Linked DNA regions of Homo sapiens: region 2 is linked to region 1. Evidence: chromatin loops called from intact Hi-C (ENCODE). Cell type or tissue: gastrocnemius medialis. All regions are shown on one strand. Links, peaks and the distances in the headings refer to the core of each region. The heading gives the core; the rest is flanking DNA. Region 1 overlaps FTX (FTX transcript, XIST regulator). Region 2 overlaps FTX (FTX transcript, XIST regulator).

Evidence for each region. Hi-C counts contacts between places; a loop is a spot of excess contacts. Peaks named below come from ENCODE experiments on the same cell type or tissue, not always from the same donor. Only the 100,000 strongest peaks of a DNase experiment are listed, where the experiment ranks them.
Region 2: a loop joins it to region 1, with 2.1 times the contacts of the local background. A loop is called at or near these places in 1 of 110 quality-filtered maps.

What each region holds. Positions count from the first base shown.
Region 1 is chrX:74,158,544-74,163,926 of GRCh38, forward strand. The region is part of intron 5 of FTX (FTX transcript, XIST regulator); the gene reads right to left. It also overlaps the pseudogene MKRN5P. Among named protein-coding and RNA genes, the nearest start is that of MIR421, 57 kb to the right of the region's middle. In gastrocnemius medialis, for the core only: no CTCF peak of the experiment used is centred there; a DNase peak (open chromatin) is centred at 2,458; H3K27ac peaks cover 1,281 bases.
Region 2 is chrX:74,229,231-74,234,613 of GRCh38, forward strand. The region is part of intron 5 of FTX (FTX transcript, XIST regulator); the gene reads right to left. Among named protein-coding and RNA genes, the nearest start is that of MIR374B, 13 kb to the left of the region's middle. In gastrocnemius medialis, for the core only: no CTCF peak of the experiment used is centred there; a DNase peak (open chromatin) is centred at 3,237.

The DNA of each region.
Region 1 (5,383 bases), core at 204-5,203:
GGATGAGCCAAAATAAAGGGATGGGTCTGGCTAGTTACCTGCAGCAGGAGCATGTCCTTAAAGCACAGATCGCTCATGCTATTGTTTGTGGTTTAAGAACACCTTTAAGCGGTTTTCCACCCTGGGTGGGCCAGGTGTTTCTCACCCTCATTCCGGTAAACCCACAACCTTCCAGCGTGGGCATCACGGCCATCATGAACATGTCACAGTGCTGCAGAGATTTTGTTTATGGCCAGTTTTGGGGCCAGTTTATGGCCAGATTTTGGGGGGCCTGTTCCCAACATAACTATCCTAAATATATACGCGCCCAACATTGGAGCACCCAGATTTATAAAACAATCACTACTAATATTAGGAAAAGACTTAGACAGCCACACAGTAACTATGGGGGACTTCCATACCCCACTGAAAGCATTACAGAGATCATCAAGACAGAAAACTAACAAATTCTGGACTTAAATTTGACACTTGACCAGTTGGGCCTAATATACATTTACAGAATATTCCACCCAACAACCAGAGAATATACATTCTTCTCATTTCCACATGTAACATACTCTAAGATTGACCACATATGCAGTCAAAAGGCAAGTCTCAGCAAATTTAAAAATATCAAAATCATAGCAAGCATCTTCTCAGATCACAGTGGAATAAAAATATAAATCAATACTGACGGGAACTGTCAAAACCATACAGATACATGAAAACTAAATAACTTGCTCCTGAATGACTGTAGGATAAATAACAAAATTAAGGCAGAAATCAAAAAATATCTTTGAAACAAATGATAATAGAGACACAACACACCAAAACCCCAAGGATGTGGCAAAAGTATAGTGCTTACTGTCTACATCAAGAAGATAGAAAGATCTCAAATTAACAACCTAATGTAACACCTAAAGGGACGAGAAACTCAGAAAAGCACTAAACTCAAAGCTAGCAGGAGAAAAGAAATAACTAAAATCAGAGCAGAACTAAATAAAATGGATAGCAAAATAAATAAATAAATCAACAAAATAAAAATTTTGTTCTTTGAAAGGATAGAAAAGATTAATAGGCTGCTAGCTAGATTTCTTTTTAATTGTTTCATTTGGGAAAAGCACTTCTTACAAAAGGGAAGCTCCAAAATACAGAGACCTCTGCAACAATTATTTGTTTTTCGTAAAGTGAAAGAATGGGTGGGATCCAAGGAATCAAAGCAGTAGATGGACAAACCAGGAGCATCCCTGAATCATTTTCAGGAAACAGAGTGACAAAACATAGAAGTAAAATTTCCAATCAACGAATTACTCCAACAACTTAACCTTAGCTGGTCTTACGGATTCCCTTCAATGGAAAAGTATGACTTATTACTGCAAACCCATTACTCCACTACAATAAACACCTTAGAACAGAGTTTAGAATCACATCTGTCTACCTGAAAGTTCAGGGGTGGAATAAGGCAAATACCCACAAAAGCAAACACAAAAATACGACAACAAAATGCCCCAAATGAGGACAAAGGTTTTTCAGAAAATGCCTGTACTGGAAAGGCTAGATCGTAAAACATTAAATACAACTGTGTATCCAAGACCCAGTTTTTGTTAATATATAGGATAAACAGGTAGTTTTAACCTTTATGGCTAACCCTATTTATCTATATGTAGACAGAGCTAGCACTGCTATACTGACAACTACCAATATACTGCTTTGTCCTTTAAGATCTATCTGCCACACAAGGCTTAAACCACTAAACCAAGTTTTTCTACTAAGGCTAAGAATACTGCATCTATGCAGGGATGAGAAGCTTATCACACACCCACACTCACACACACCATGTCAGCCCTTGGGAGTCAACTTCCAACTTTCCATTGACATTACGCCTCTATACCTTATATATGTATTCTTTCTCAATTTTCCTATCATGCAAAACAGTAGAAATCTCAACACATTCACACCTGGTTCTGGTTACCCAGTAGTATTACTTGTGTGCAATTAAACAAGAGACCAAAACCACAGAACAAGTGCATGTGGTAGGGATTACAGGGTAGGGAACAGATACAAAAACACAGATGTGCAGATTTCACCAGAAACCTCAAGGATCTATGTCCCATGTCTGGAGCAAAAGGCTATTGGCCACTTAGGTCCCTTCACCCATCCCTCCTATTCTTGGATCCCAAAGTAGGGCCACTGCTTTTACTTTTGAACCTGGGGTCCTCAAAATGAGTGTGTGAAAAGTCCGTAAACACAATCTGGTTGAAAACATATGATGCAACACATCTACACTGTCTGACAGCTAAATTTGTGTTACAAAAAACTAAGAATTATTTTTGTAACTTTTTTCAACAGGGAAAACAACACACTCCTCGGGGAAAGGTGAGGGGTTGAGAAGACAGACAGGCCCTGGGTAGAAATTCTTACGACAGCACCTGCAGTTGACAGGCTTGCCTCAGAGAGAAGACAGGCACTGCCACACCACCACAGGGGACAGCTGCTGTCTGGGGTTAGCAGACCAGATCACATGCCACACAAGGTTGCTATAGATCCAAGTTATAAAAAATCTTCCAGCTCATCATGAAACAATTCCCACTGATCTTCAGTCTGTCAGTTTGCCGTCCCCACCTGAAGCCAAAAGCATAAGCAACATCTTACCCAGCTCCAAGATGACAACCTCTTCTTTGCTGTCAAAGGGGTTGCTGTTCTCTCTTTCTTCAATTAGTTCCCAGAAGTGGTTCCTTTGTTGGGCCCCATATCTGCTTAATGTTCCCACTTTCTGTCTCCGTGGCTCCTCTCTCCTCCTCTTTACGCATGCTTGTAAAAGCAGTTCCCTCCAAATGGGCAGCTCCCATGTCCTTCATCAAAATACGTGCACGCCTTGTTGCTCATTGTCTCTTTGTATTTCTGAACGAGTTTCTGCTTCTCTTCTTTCTCCTCAACCCAGTACTCACTTGGAATGACTAAGTTAGATGTGATCTGGCATTCTGGGCAGGACTTTATGATCTTGCTCTCAAATTGCTTAGCCCTCCTCCACGTGCAAATGCACTTGAGACAGTAGGTGTGGTTGCAGATGAAGAAGACCACAAAGCAGCGCTAGCTGGGGTTGGCTTTCTCATAGACCACCTCCATGCAGATCCCACACACCATGTCCTTGCCGCGCTGCACAGCAAATGAGAGCTCTATGTCCTTCTCATGGGACTCAATGCACGATTTTATACGCTGTGATCTCTGGGCAGTATCCATCGGATGCAGGACCTGTGGCCCATACATGTCACATGAATCTCCGTGGAGATACACACAGTTCTCCCCATATCAGCACTCTCCCACTGCAGCAAAGGGGCACAGCTGCTTCTTTGTTTCCATGGCAATTTGCTTTTTCTCTGATTCTTCCTTGGTCACTGGGCCCTGCAAGGGTGCTTCAGTGAAGGAAGGTACCGTAGGACCACAGTAGGGCTGCCCAGGAACAAACTCAATAGCATTCACCCAGTCCCCTGAACCTGCTCCTACAGTTGCAAAGTTTGAATTTCTTGACTCAGCTTCGCTTGTATTCATTTCAACTATCGATGAGAGACTTGAGGAAGCAGCAATGGATGACTTTGTAGTTAGCTCTGCAGCAGTTCCTTCTTCCTGGTTCAATGGCTTGCTATGTTCATATTTGCAGCGGTCACCATAAACACAGTACCCTTGCTGAAAATACTTGCACACTACACCATACGGACTGTCAGAGAGGTCATGCGAGAATCCACAGTTACCTCTGTCCTTACAAACCCCATGCATAAAATACCTGCAGGTGACCTGTTTAGTCCAGCTGCGCCGCCACTGCCGTGGCTGCCCAGCCGTCACTGCCGTCGCTGCTGCTGCTGCCGTCGCTGCCACCGCCCCCTCCGTCTGCCCCAGGGGATGGGGTGGTGACTGTGGGGACCAGGTTTGGGGAGGCCGCTGCTGCTGCCGCCGCAACTGCCGCTCCTACTCCTAATGTTGTGGCTGTTGTTCCGGGAGCTGCAGCCTCGCCATTGCTGGTTATCCCACACAGCAAAGCCCCGGAACTTCCGGGATTATATAGTTCCTGTCTGGCTGCTGGGAGAAGACCACGAGGCCAGGCGAGGGGAGGGGAAGGAGACTGAGGCACCCGCTCGGTCCCTGCCACCTCCGACCTAGCTAGAAGTTTTTGTTGTTGATGTTGTTTTGTTTTTTGGGGTTTTTTGTTTTTTGTTTGTTTGTTTTTGGTGCAGAGTCTCGCACTGTCGCCCAGTCTGGAGTACAGTGGTGCGATCTCGGCTCACTGCAACCTCCGCCTACAGAGTTCAAGCAATTCTTCCTGCCTCAGCCTCCCGAGTAGCTGGGATTACAAGCGCCTGCCACCACACCCAGCTAATTTTTGTATTTTTTAGTAGAGACGGGTTTCGCCATGTTGGCCAGGCTGGTCTCGAACTCCTGACCTCGGGTGATCCACCAGCCTCTGCCTCCCAAAGTGCTGGGATTAAGGCGTGAGCCACTGTGCCTGGCCCACCCTAGTTAGATTTTCAAAAAAGAGAGAGAAGTTCTGGCATGGTGGCTCACGCCTGTAATCCCAACACTTTGGGAGGTCGAGGCTGGCGGATCACTTGAGGTCAGGAGTTCGAGACCACCCTGGCCAACATGGTAAAACCCTGTCTCTACTAAAAATACAAAAATTAGCTGGGCATGGTAGCATGGGCCTGTAATCCTAGCTACTCCGGAGGCTGAGGCAGGAGAATCACTTGAACCCAGGAGGTGGAGGTTGCAGTGAGCCGAGATCGCGCCACTGCACTCCAGGCTGGGCAACAGAGTGAGACTCCGTCTCAAAAGTGAAATAAAATAAGAGAAAAGATGCAAGTAAGTATAATCAGAAATGACAAAGGTGACATTACAACTAATCCTGCAGAAATACAGAAAAGCCTCAGAGACTACTGTGAATATTTCTATACACGCAAACTAGAAAATCTAAGGGAAATGCCAAAATTCCTAGAAAGACAAAACCTCCCAAGATTGAAGCAGGAAGAAATAGAATTCCTGAACAGACTAACAGTTACTTACAAAATTGAATCAGTAATAAAAAACCTACCATCAAAAAAAAAAAAAAAAAAAATCTCTGGACCAGATGCTTTCACAGCTGAATTCTACCACATACAAAGAAGAGCTGGTACTAATCCTACTGAAACTGTTTTAAAAATTTGAGCAGGGATTCCTTCCTAACTCATTCTGTGAAACCAATATCATTCTGATACGAAAATCTGACAAAGACATACACAAAAAGAAAATGATAGAACAATATCCCTGATGAAAAATCAAGAAGAAAGGGAAGCAGAAAGAAAGAAAAGGCATCCAAATAGGAAGAGATGAAGACAAATAATCTCTCTTCTCTGATGATATGTATCTATACCTAGAA
Region 2 (5,383 bases), core at 259-5,258, 71 kb after region 1:
TTTATAGGTGACATAAACATAAAAACCCAGAGGAATCCACAAAAAAATGCTAATAGTGAAACTATTAGAAAAGCTTTTCCAATAAGTTCAGAAACATTGGAGGATACAAGATCAACAGAAAACTAATTGTATTTTAATACACTAGCAATGAACAATCCAAAATTAAAGTTAGGAAAATAATTCCATTTTCAATATTATGAAAAATAAAATGAATAGAAAGGTATCTATTGTTAATGGATTGGGAATATTAATATTTCTAACATGGCAATACTCCACAAATTGATCTACAGATTAAATGCTTTCCTTAGCAAAATTCTGGCATTTTCTAGAAATTTACAAGCTGATCCTAAAATTCATATGGAAATTCAAAGCCTTCAGAATAATCAAGGCCAAAGCAAAGAACAAAGCTGGAGAACTCATACTTCCAGATTTTGAAATTTACTCCAAAGCTACAATAATCAATACTGTGTAGTACAGGCATAAGGATAGATATAGAGATAAATAAAATAAAATTGAGAGTCCAAAATAAACTCTTATATTTAGAATCAACTGATGTTCAACAAGGGTACCAAGACAATTCAATGATGAAGTAGTCTTTTCAACAAATGGTGCTGAGAAAACTGGATATCCATATGCAAAGGGACTAAGTTGGACTTCTTCCTTAAACTATATACAAAAGTAAATTCCAAATGAATCACACACCTAAATGTAAGAGCTACAACTTAGGTCAGGTAATGGTTTCTTTGTTATGACACTAAAATCACAACTAACAAAAAAAAATAGATAAATTAGATTTCATCAATATTAAAAACTTCTGTGCTATAAACAATGTCATCAAAAAGGTGGAAAGGCAATACAAAGAATGGAAGAAAATAATTGTAAATCATGTATCCAATAAGAGTCTGTTATCCAGATTATATAAAGAACTCTGATAACAACAAAACCACATATAACCCAATTCTAATGAGCAAAGGATTAGAACAGACATTTCTCCAAAGATACACAAATTACCACTAAGCACATGAAAAGTTGCTCAATGCAGAAATACAAGTCAACAGCACAATAAGATATTTCATATCCACTAGGTGGCCATAATTTTAAAAGGCAGAAAATAACAAGTGAGAATATGAATAAATGTAATTCCTCATATTGCAGATGAAAATGTAAAATGGTGCAGGCACCTTATTAAAATTTGTTAATTACCCACAACATTAAACCTAGACATGCCATGACAAAGCAATTATACTCCTTAATGTATACTCAAGAAAAATGAAAACATGCCCACATAAAATGTTGTACATGAATGTTTTTAGCACCATTACTGACAAAAGACAACATCTGTAAATGCAAACATCCGTCAAATGATGGATAAACAAAATGAAATATATCCATACAGTGAAATATTATTCATCAATAAAGAACAGTAATATATACCATAATCTAGATGAATCTCAAAAAAACATGGTAGTTAAAAGAAGCCAGTAACAAGGGTAAGAAATTGCATGATTTATATGACTGCCCAGAATAGACAAATCCATAGGGACAAAAAGCTAAATTAGTAGTTGTCAGGGTTGGCAAAAGGGAAATAGGGAATAAGTGCTAATGAGGTGGTGATGAAAGTGTTGTAAACTATAATAGTGGCAATGGTCGCACAACTCTATGAATATACTAAAAGTCACTAAACTTTAAAATGGTGAACTTTATATTATATGAATTATATCACGAGTTCTTTTCTACAAAAGAAGGTAATTACCTTATCCAGAGTATAGTGCTTAGCAGGATTGCTGAGATAGGCATTCCTACTCCAAAGCATTTACTCTTACTACAAATTTCAAATACCATTTGTTAACTGTAAAACCTTTGGCAAGTTGGCCCCAGGTAAGGTTTACAGTTGATTGACCATGAGTGAAGGTAGAAGATTTGTACAAGCACCTAACTACTCAATACATGTAGATACACAATAAAAACAAACAAGCAAATGTTAGGGAAAGTAAAGGAATACCACATGGCGATTAGTACTATAAGTGAAACACTTTCATCCAACAGAACATTTAAGTTTTCCAGTGACGCCATGAAGTCAAATGATCCCATAATACTTTTGGGCTAAATAATAATCTAATAGAGGAGTAGCAGATGTAAGACTGCAAAAATGAGTCACTAAAGAAACTCAAAACTAGATAAAGGTACCACCCTACATTCAACCACCGGTGGTGAAAAACCATAGCAGAACCGCATCTACAATACATAGGGCATGCTGACCTAACTAGATATTTTTCAGTGAAAGATTTGAAAGTACAATAATATCTAATTACCAGTATAAAGCAGTGGAAAATAAATTTTCTTGCAGGCAGATAAACCCCAAAGCCTACCAAAATATAGTCTTCTTGGTGACTATGGTGTAAATTAATACTATTTAATAAAGGACAGCAAGATAGAAGCAATGACTGCACACCACGATAAAATTCTGGAATACGTTTCTTGTTAAAGTAGTTAAGTCAATCTTTGCAGTATGACAAATCATGGGCTGTGCTTTCATAATATGGCAAGTTAAAGTACCTCAGGAACCATTCAACCTATGGTTAGCAACTCTTAATAACTAACATTTTACCAACAGAAAAAATTCCAGACAGCCAATTGGAGTGGCAATGGGTTAAGTGGTTAATACTATTGGAATGCACCCTTTCTAAATAGCAACGTTGAATTAAAGGTAAACAATGAAGTTACACGTGTAAAGCACTATAACGTGCTGAACCACCAGGTGACAACACTAAAGCACACTACCTAAACAAATTTTGCCATGAAAAAAAATTATTTTTGAAACCAGAAGTGAGATGAGAATGAAAATACTGTGAAGTATATAATAGGGGCTGCTAGAGAACACCAGCAAAACTAAACCATCACTCATTACTGCATCATATTTATGGACCCTAGATGACTGTTTAAAAAAAAAAAAAAAACCTGGGAAGACAGAGGACAACTATAGGAAAAGCACATTGATACATACCATGTTTTTTATTACACAACAGGACTTACCACAGGGCATGTGCTTACTGGGGTACATTTAACAAAAGTCAACTGAACTTACTGCAACAAAACTACAACATGTAGGCCAGGTGTGGTAATTCCAGCACTTTGGGAGGCCAAGGTGGGAGGACCACTTGAGCCCATGACTTTGATACCACCCTGGGTCACATACCGAGATGCTGTCTCAGATAAAATAATAAGATAAAATAAAATAGTTGGGCTGGTAGTGCACACCTGTAGTCCCAGCTACTCAGGAGGCTGAGGCGGGAGGATGGCTTGAGCCCAGGAGTTCAAAGCTGCCATCAGCTATGATTGCTCCACCATGTTCCAGTCTGGGTGACAGAGAGACCTTGTCTTAAAAAAAAAAAAAAAGTACAACAGTACTTTTAAAAGCATGTGAAATACCAATACTTGTAAGTTTTGAAACAGTAGTACATTAAGCCTTTAACACTAAAATATAGTCCACAGATGTGATGAATTCCCATGAGGTCAACTCACTTAGGAGAAACACATTAACGCTGGTGCCTGATGAAAATAATCAGTATATATTTAGTTTAATGGCAACGATAAAGCAGAACCATGTAGCTAATAATAGTACTGAATTAAACAAGAAATTGTACATCAACACACTTTACTAGACAATATTAAATACCTATGCAGTCTATAAGCCAGGAATTGTAATTAGAAAAATGCGTAAAATACATCATGCACCCTTGGAAATCCTCAACATAGCACAGTGATTAGGTTACCATATTAGTTTTCACTCTAGAATTTCACACCAAATTAGTTATGCAAGCTATGCAACTATTCAGAAGGACGCACTGTGGACTAAGGTGGTACTACAGAATTTCCACAAATTAGGTAGCAACACTGGGCACACTTCCAACAATGCAAAGGATGTCAAAACCTATAAACCAGAACTTGTAACAAGCCAAAAAAAAAAAAAAAAAAGACGCAAACATCCATGAACATTTTCAAACATATTTTTGGCTCACTAACACACTGACTAGGGTACTGTATTAATATCCCTATGAGAACCAAATCCATGATAACAAGCATCCAACATAATTTCAGAAGGACATGCTGTGGACTAATGGTAGTACTTTCTTTTCCACCAAAAATTACTTTGTGTACACAAGGAGGCCATACTGAACATACTTTCTGACAATAAGGGAAACAAAATAAAACAGAAATGGGGGGAAAGAAGCCTAACGTTACAGTATTCTCCCCTTATCTATGGTTTTCCTTTACAAAGTTTCTATTACCTGGGGTCAAACGTGGTTCAAAAACATTATATGGAAAATTCCAAGAATAAACAATTCATAAATTCCAAATTGTCTGCCGTTGAGAGTAATGTAATGAAATCTCAAACTGTCCAGCAAAAAGAATCACCCCTTTTTCCAGTGTATACCCCACATTATATGCTACCATCCATTAGTCACTTAGCACCCTTCTCAGTTCAGATTGACTGCTGCAGTAACACAGTGCTTAACAATGACCCCAATATAAGAGCTGTGATGCCATCAATACAGACGTGCCAAAGAGAAGCCACAAAATGCTTCCTTTAGTAAAAAGGCGAACATTTTCAACAGAATAAGGAAAAAAAAATTGTATACTGAGGTTGCAGTAACAAATTTTCTAAGTGCACTTTGGGAGGCCAAGGTGGGAGGACCATTTGAACTCAGGAGTTTGAGAAATTGTGCAGGAAAAAGAAATTCGTGCTAGTTTTGCTGTCACACCTCAAACTTTGCCACAAGTATGTATGTGTAGATAAAAACATATAGGGTTCGGTACTATCCAGTCTAAGGGATCCACCAGGAGAATTAGAACCTATCGCCCATAGATAAGTGGTGGAGGAAATTACTGTACAGGAAATTAGCCACTTTAATATAATTACACTGACCGATTTTAAGATGTCACCTTCGTGTGGAAATAAAATGACATTATATGTAAACAGCTTTTAACTGAATATATTTTTTGCCTCTATAGTAAGGAGATCAGATTATATTGTTATGATCTTCCTATAATCAAATTTCTGATGGGAATGGTGAACTAACATTTCTAAAAGGTCTTTTGGGTGAACTGAGTACTGCAAGGTTTCCATAACAATGCTTCTTTCTAGTCTTTTTATTCCAATAGAGTACGCAAATCTGGACAGCTCCTTGGAGTTTCAAGGTTCAAGGATGAAAAATCTAGTTTATGTGTTGTATACAGCTAATGTCAAGCCTACTACTTCACATACCATGTAACAAAAACTGAGCTATAAACAAGGAAATCATACAAGCAAAACTACATATCAGAACCTACCACAATAGCTAAAAATCACAATGCCCTCAAGAAAGCTACATTAATGTTGGTT